2 separate regions of the Homo sapiens genome follow, and region 2 is linked to region 1. A link is a contact called in ENCODE Hi-C or POLR2A ChIA-PET data. All regions are on one chromosome and are shown on one strand. Each heading gives the region's core, a stretch centred on a gene start or an enhancer-like site at or near the end of the contact. The rest is flanking DNA. Distances are from core to core; before and after follow the strand shown. Region 1 overlaps LOC105370087 (a long non-coding RNA gene). Region 2 overlaps SFSWAP (splicing factor SWAP).

Region 1 (2,923 bases), core at 254-2,753:
CCTCAGCCCTCGGCAGAGCTGGGGCCTGGGCAGCTCGGCCGTCTCCTTCCAGAGGAGCTCAGATATCCTCAGGTGCTGAGGGTCAGCCCAGGTCCCAGTGTGTCCCAGCCCTGGGCGTGGGTCCCCCCACATGAGTGCTGGAGTCAGACAGCATCCCCGCGGGTGGGAGGAGCCCTTCCCGGGCAGGACTGTGCCCTGTTGCAGCTCCATTTGGAGGGAGACTTAACATGTTCTGACACGCAATAGGCTTTCTCTTCAACCCTTTCAAGACTTGGGCATTGATTTTTCTCGTCTGCAGGCTGAAGGACTGGGCTCTGGAGAGGAGATGTAGAAATCGAGGTGGCGGCCGCTGACCCATCGGTGCAGGAGAGAAGCTCTGGAGCCCATGGGTGGGACGAAGGTGGTGGGGACGCAGAGCTGCCCCCAGGCCTGGGCCCAGCTCACCTCCTAGCGCCAGGCACGGCCCCACCCAGAAATCCACAGACAAAGACAGGGCTCTCCAGGGGAACGTGCTCACCCTAAGGGTGGTCCCGCTGAAGACTGGCACAGACTTGGCTTCTGTCCCACACCAGGTCCAGCCTGGACCGTTCCCAAGAGCAGAGGCTGGGAATGTCGGGAGCCAGGAAGTTCCAGGAGTGTCCCCAGGACCATCTGCCCAGTGTGGACAGAGACACAGCACACCAACAACATAACAACACAACACAACAGTTGTGTTACATACCAGACTCAGGGGCTCCTCACCTCGCTCAGCTGAGGACCTACCCTGGCCACAGCCCATCCTCAGCCCTGGGCCTGGGCAGCTCCACTGTCTCCTTCCAGACGAGCTCAGACATCCTCAGTTACAACCACACAACACCAGCACCACACCACAACATAACACAAAACAACACCGCACACCACACCATCAACAGCACTGCCTCAACAAGATAACACAACACCACAATACAACAGCAAGAACATATACAACCATACACACCACACACCACACCATGAAAACCCCAAAACAGCACCACACACCACAGCACACTACAACGTAACACAACATCAACATCAACAATATACACCACACACCACATCACCACACCAACAACATAACTCAAAACACCCCCACACACCACACCATGACATCACAACACAGCATCAACCACACAGCACACCACAATGTAACACAACATCAACAATATACACCACACACCACATCACCACACCAACAACATAACTCAAAACACCCCCACACACCACACCATGACATCACAACACAGCATCAACCACACAGCACACCACAATGTAACACATCAACATCAACAATATACACCACACACCACTTCACCACACCAACAATATAACTCAAAACGCCACCACACACCACACCACAACATAACAACACAGCATCAACCACACAGCACACCACAACGCCATGACAGCAGCACCACAACACAACACCCCATGTGGTTCTGTCACGTGCAGTCAAGGGTGCCCTAGCCCAGACGTGCTGGATGCTGGATGACAAGGAACTCGGTTACAGACGACAAGGACACTCCCAGCCTCGCTGGGGCTGAGCGCTTCCCTCCTGGGGCTCCCTCCACATCTGGTCCTGACCCCCCGTCGCCTCCTGGGGCAGAGCCTGGCCTCCCCTCCCCTCCCCTCCCCTCCCTTCCCTTCCCTTCCCCTCCCCTGCATTAGTCCAGTGGCTGCCTGGGGGAGGGGGGATCCCAGAGCCACCTGCCCATCCCCCCTGGAGGCCATGGAGTTGCTCCACCTTCCTCATCCCCCAGTCTGGGCCCCACCTCTTCCCTGCCCCATCCCCTGGAGGCCATGGGGTTGCTCCACCTTCCTCCCGCCCCAGTCTGGGCCCCACCTCTTCCCCGCCCCGTCCCCTGGAGGCCATGGGGTTGCTCCACCTTCCTCCCGCCCCAGTCTGGGCCCCACCTGTTCTCCTGCCTCCCCCGTCCTTTAGAAGCAGAGGAGGCCGTGAGGATCCAGCACCCACAAGTGAGCTCCGCGCTCCCTTCCCAGGGAGGGGAGGGGAACCCCCACCTGATGTCACCCTCTTTCAATGACTAGGCTTTTAGTGTGTGATTAAACCAGCGGGATTGAGCGATTGTTCTTGGGCAGTTTCTCGACTGTCACCCACGACTCTCCTGGTGTCCACTGCAACCATCTCAACACAGAAGCCCTAGCAGGTGCCGCGTGGCCCGTGTCTCGGGGACTGAGCCCAGGTGTGTGGGTTCAGGCTCTTGGTGGGAAGTGCCAGAGACGGACATCAGCAACTAATGCAGAAACTAACCCACAGGCAGGGCGCCGGGAGGTCCAGGCTTCGGGACACAGGCCCTTCTGAGCCTCCCTCCCCCACCCGAGGTTCGGCATCATCGTCACCACAGAGGCAGCCCCGGGTGCAGCAGGGACATTTATGTCCTAACCAGCAGGATAGAAGGGCATGTGGCTGCCTCGGATAAGTCAGGGCTCTCCCCGGAGAAGACGACAAGGACGTGTGGTGAGCACGTGCTCACGGCAGCGCCAGAGCCCAGCACTAGAGCCAGGTTCGCTCTGCTCTTCTCCATGGCGCTGAAGCACACCTTTGTGTCACCACGGTTTTCTGTGGTGTGACAAGTAATGTTTTCCTAAATACCCAAGTGCCACAGATTGGGAATGTTTTACTTTTTAATACATAAAAGGTCATTAGAGTAATTGACGGTAGGTGACTTCACCCTTGCTACATTCAGACGCGCTGTGTCACCAGATAGGAGGGTCTGGGGTCACAGCTGGCAGGACAAATGCCCAGCTCAGCTGTCCACAGTCAGGAGAGGGCAAACAGCTGGGGGCAGTTCTCTGTGGAGCATCAGAAACCCTGATGCCAATCAGCAGATGCCCGGGAATGTGTTGGCTCACATAGTGAAGAAATCTAGGTTATTCTAGCTGGTTT
Region 2 (2,923 bases), core at 179-2,678, 91 kb before region 1:
CAGAGAAATCAGCTGATGCACTAAAAAAATGCCAGTATCCACGGCCTCTACATCAGGAGCACACGCTGCGCAGAAAGCAAGCCGGCCCAGGGGCTGAAAGACGCCATTGGGAACCTCAACACGGGCACCTGTGAGTGTTCGGGAAGTCAGAGCTGCTGCAGGTCCTTTCAACAAGGCCCGGGATTTCCCCAGGAAAACAAAGAGAGAGCTGAAGAGAAGGAGAGCTGAGACACATACTCCACCCTCGAGTAAGGAGTTTGTTCTGTGACGAGAAGGAAGAGAAACACGTCTTTGCTGTCTTTTTCTGGTGAAGAACTCTCCTCATTTACTCTCTCCACGCTCACAAAATCACTGCACTAATTTGGTGTGTGATTGGTAAGGCGCTGTGTTAAAACAGAGGGGAGATGGAAAAACATGGTCCCTGGCAAACGTCTGTGAAAGACAAAACCAAACGGGCGCGAGACGCCATCTGAGGCACAGTCAAGACAAACAGGAGTGCGAGGAGTCAACTCTCCAGCTGAGTTTCTATTCATATTTCTACTGCCAACTTAATGATTTGAGCCTCCAAACTTTTTTTTTTGCCTTTATCCTAACTAATGCCTGTCATTAATAATACTTATCTCACCACTGTGCTTAAAGACTAGGGCTCCATTTTGAAGCGACGGGACAATCTGAATCAACACTTTCAAATGTCACTTGTAATCAAGTCCAGGTCTATTTATTCCAACAACACGATCATCCTTCACCATGAAGGTGAAAACTAGAGCTGTTGTGACCTCTGCCAGGCTGAATTAAGATGGTTCATTATGTTGACATTACTGCTTTTTTCAGCTTCAAGTGCTAAAAGTGAACAAGGACTGATGCCAAACACAGCTTCCCAGAAACCACAGCTGCCTTTGAGATGCATTTTTAATATTCCAGCAAAAATGATCAAAACGGAAGTCATGTTTGAATGTAGGGGGGCAGACGTACATTGGTTTAGGTAGAGTCCGGGACAAAGCAAATAACTTCTGAAAAATGGTCATTTATGAGAGCATTAACAGCTTACCGCCGGCCACTTCTGTAACACTGGAAATTAACATTGATTAGTCCCCCTGTGTCACGATGAAGTATTTGGCAACAAAATTAGCACATGAACCAGCAACGATTATTTCCTACTGTGGCAAAACAAACCGCTCAAAAGCAGACTGACTTTGTATCTGATTGTATTTGAAAATAAAAGAAATCTTATTTGTGAAGGACACTACATTAACTATGAAAGGGATAACCAACACTGCGGCGTTGCTCTCCATCCCTTCACCCAGCCCCACTGCCCTACCACGTCCTGCCCAGGTGCATCCTCCCACCCCTGCCTCCACTCTGCTCCAGCGCCCCGTGCCCCGCAGCCACACTGTCTCAGCGGAAATGCGGCTCTCATCCTGTCGGTCTCTCGTGCTCACTTATTCTGGCGTCCCAGGCTCTCCACAACTGGCCTCCCATTGTCATTCCGGTTCTGCCTGAGAAAGTGTCTTCCTGAGTGGGGCCACCTGTCCTTTACCACTTGTGGGTCTTTGGCCCTCGTGGGCCCTCACTATTCTGGTAAGCTCCTCAAGGCCTCGCCTGAGCCCCAGGTCCCGGAGCCGCCACTCTCCTCCTGGCTGTGCTGTCCTGATGGAAATGCCCATGTGTGAACAGCAACAGCTCAAATGCAGTCATGGTCACTGGTTAACAAGCAAGCTTCTAATGCATATCCCAAAGCACCTCAGCACCTAGCACACAGCAGAGATTCAGCAAACACAGGCAGGTTTCAGTTCCTATTTCCTTTTCAAACTCTTACTGGAATTGTAAACTTGGCAGATCAGTAACTTGAAAACATTTGTGGGCTGGGTGCAGTGGCTCATGCCTGTCATCCTAGCATCTTGAGAGGCCAAGGCGGGAGAACTGCTTGAGGCCAGGAGTTCAAGACCAGTCTGGGCAATATAGCAAAATCCCATCTCTACCAAAAATACAAAAAAATTTAGCTGGGCATGGTGGCAAGTGCATGTAAGTCCTAGCTACTTTGGAGGCTGAGGTAGGAGGAGTGCTTCAGGCCGGGAGGTCAAGGCTGCAGTGAGCTGTGATGGTACCACTGCATTCTAGCTCGGGCGACAGAGTGAGACTCTCTCAAAAAGAAAAAGAAAAAAAATTTGTGGAATCTAAGAAATCATCCTGCAGTCTGTTGCTACTATGTAAATGACCGCATGAAAAAAGGGGTTCAATGAAGACTTCTCCCTTCTCTTCATCCTGGATTACGAACACACACTAGGAATGAAGAGAGAATGTATGTGATACAGGCAGGAGGCAGGGAAATACTGGTGAGGGCTTCACACTCAAGCCTGGACCCGTGGCCCAAAGTGACAACTATCCCTGTTTTCCCACCTGAATGTTGCCTTTTGGCCTGCTCTGCCCCCTATCCTGTGCCCATAAGAACCCCAGACTCCAGACAAAGGGGACACACACAGAAGAGAAAGCATCTGAGCAAAGAGAGGAGAGGAAGCAGCTGGATGTTGGAGAGGAGTTTGGCTGAGGGATGGCCAGACTCCAGGGGAAAATTATCTTCCTGCTGTACCCCCTTGTCAGCTTCCCTTTCTGCTGAGAGCCACTTCCACAGCTCAATAAAGTCCTCCATATTCACCACCCTTTAATTCGTTCGTGTGACCTGATTCTTGCTGGACGCCGGACAAGAACTCAGGTACCAAGAGGGCAGGGTGTAAAGGCTGTCACCCTGACCCTCCACTGAGCTGATTAACACTCAACACTGATTGTAACACAGGCTTTCTGAGGCTCCAGGGGTCACAGACACCCACTCCCAGATGGCAGAGCTAAAAGAGCATTGTAATATGCTTGGAGGCTGCCGTGAGGCCAGCGCAGAGCCTGCTCCCGCCAGAGAGGAGAGTTCCTTTGC

The links. Hi-C counts contacts between places; a loop is a spot of excess contacts on that map. ChIA-PET counts read pairs that join two places held with the same protein, here RNA polymerase II (POLR2A). Pooled maps may share reads with other maps.
Region 2: a loop to region 1 is called in a pooled map, with 3 times the contacts of the local background. The contact joins two enhancer-like sites. A Hi-C loop is called at or near these places in 2 of 50 pooled maps. POLR2A ChIA-PET finds 5 or more read pairs at or near these places in 2 of 52 experiments (HCT116 and PC-9).

What each region holds. Positions count from the first base shown.
Region 1 is chr12:131,681,276-131,684,198 of GRCh38, reverse strand. The region is part of intron 1 of LOC105370087 (a long non-coding RNA gene); the gene reads right to left. Among named protein-coding and RNA genes, the nearest start is that of SFSWAP, 28 kb to the left of the region's middle. RefSeq lists a silencer at 1,769-1,918. Within about 2 kb of position 1,503, at least 2 of the 41 ENCODE cell types and tissues checked have a DNase peak (open chromatin) inside an H3K27ac peak, as active enhancers do.
Region 2 is chr12:131,772,581-131,775,503 of GRCh38, reverse strand. All of the region lies in intron 13 of SFSWAP (splicing factor SWAP), which reads right to left. Among named protein-coding and RNA genes, the nearest start is that of MMP17, 54 kb to the left of the region's middle. RefSeq lists enhancers at 818-1,442, 1,522-1,711, 1,443-2,068. Within about 2 kb of position 1,428, at least 6 of the 41 ENCODE cell types and tissues checked have a DNase peak (open chromatin) inside an H3K27ac peak, as active enhancers do.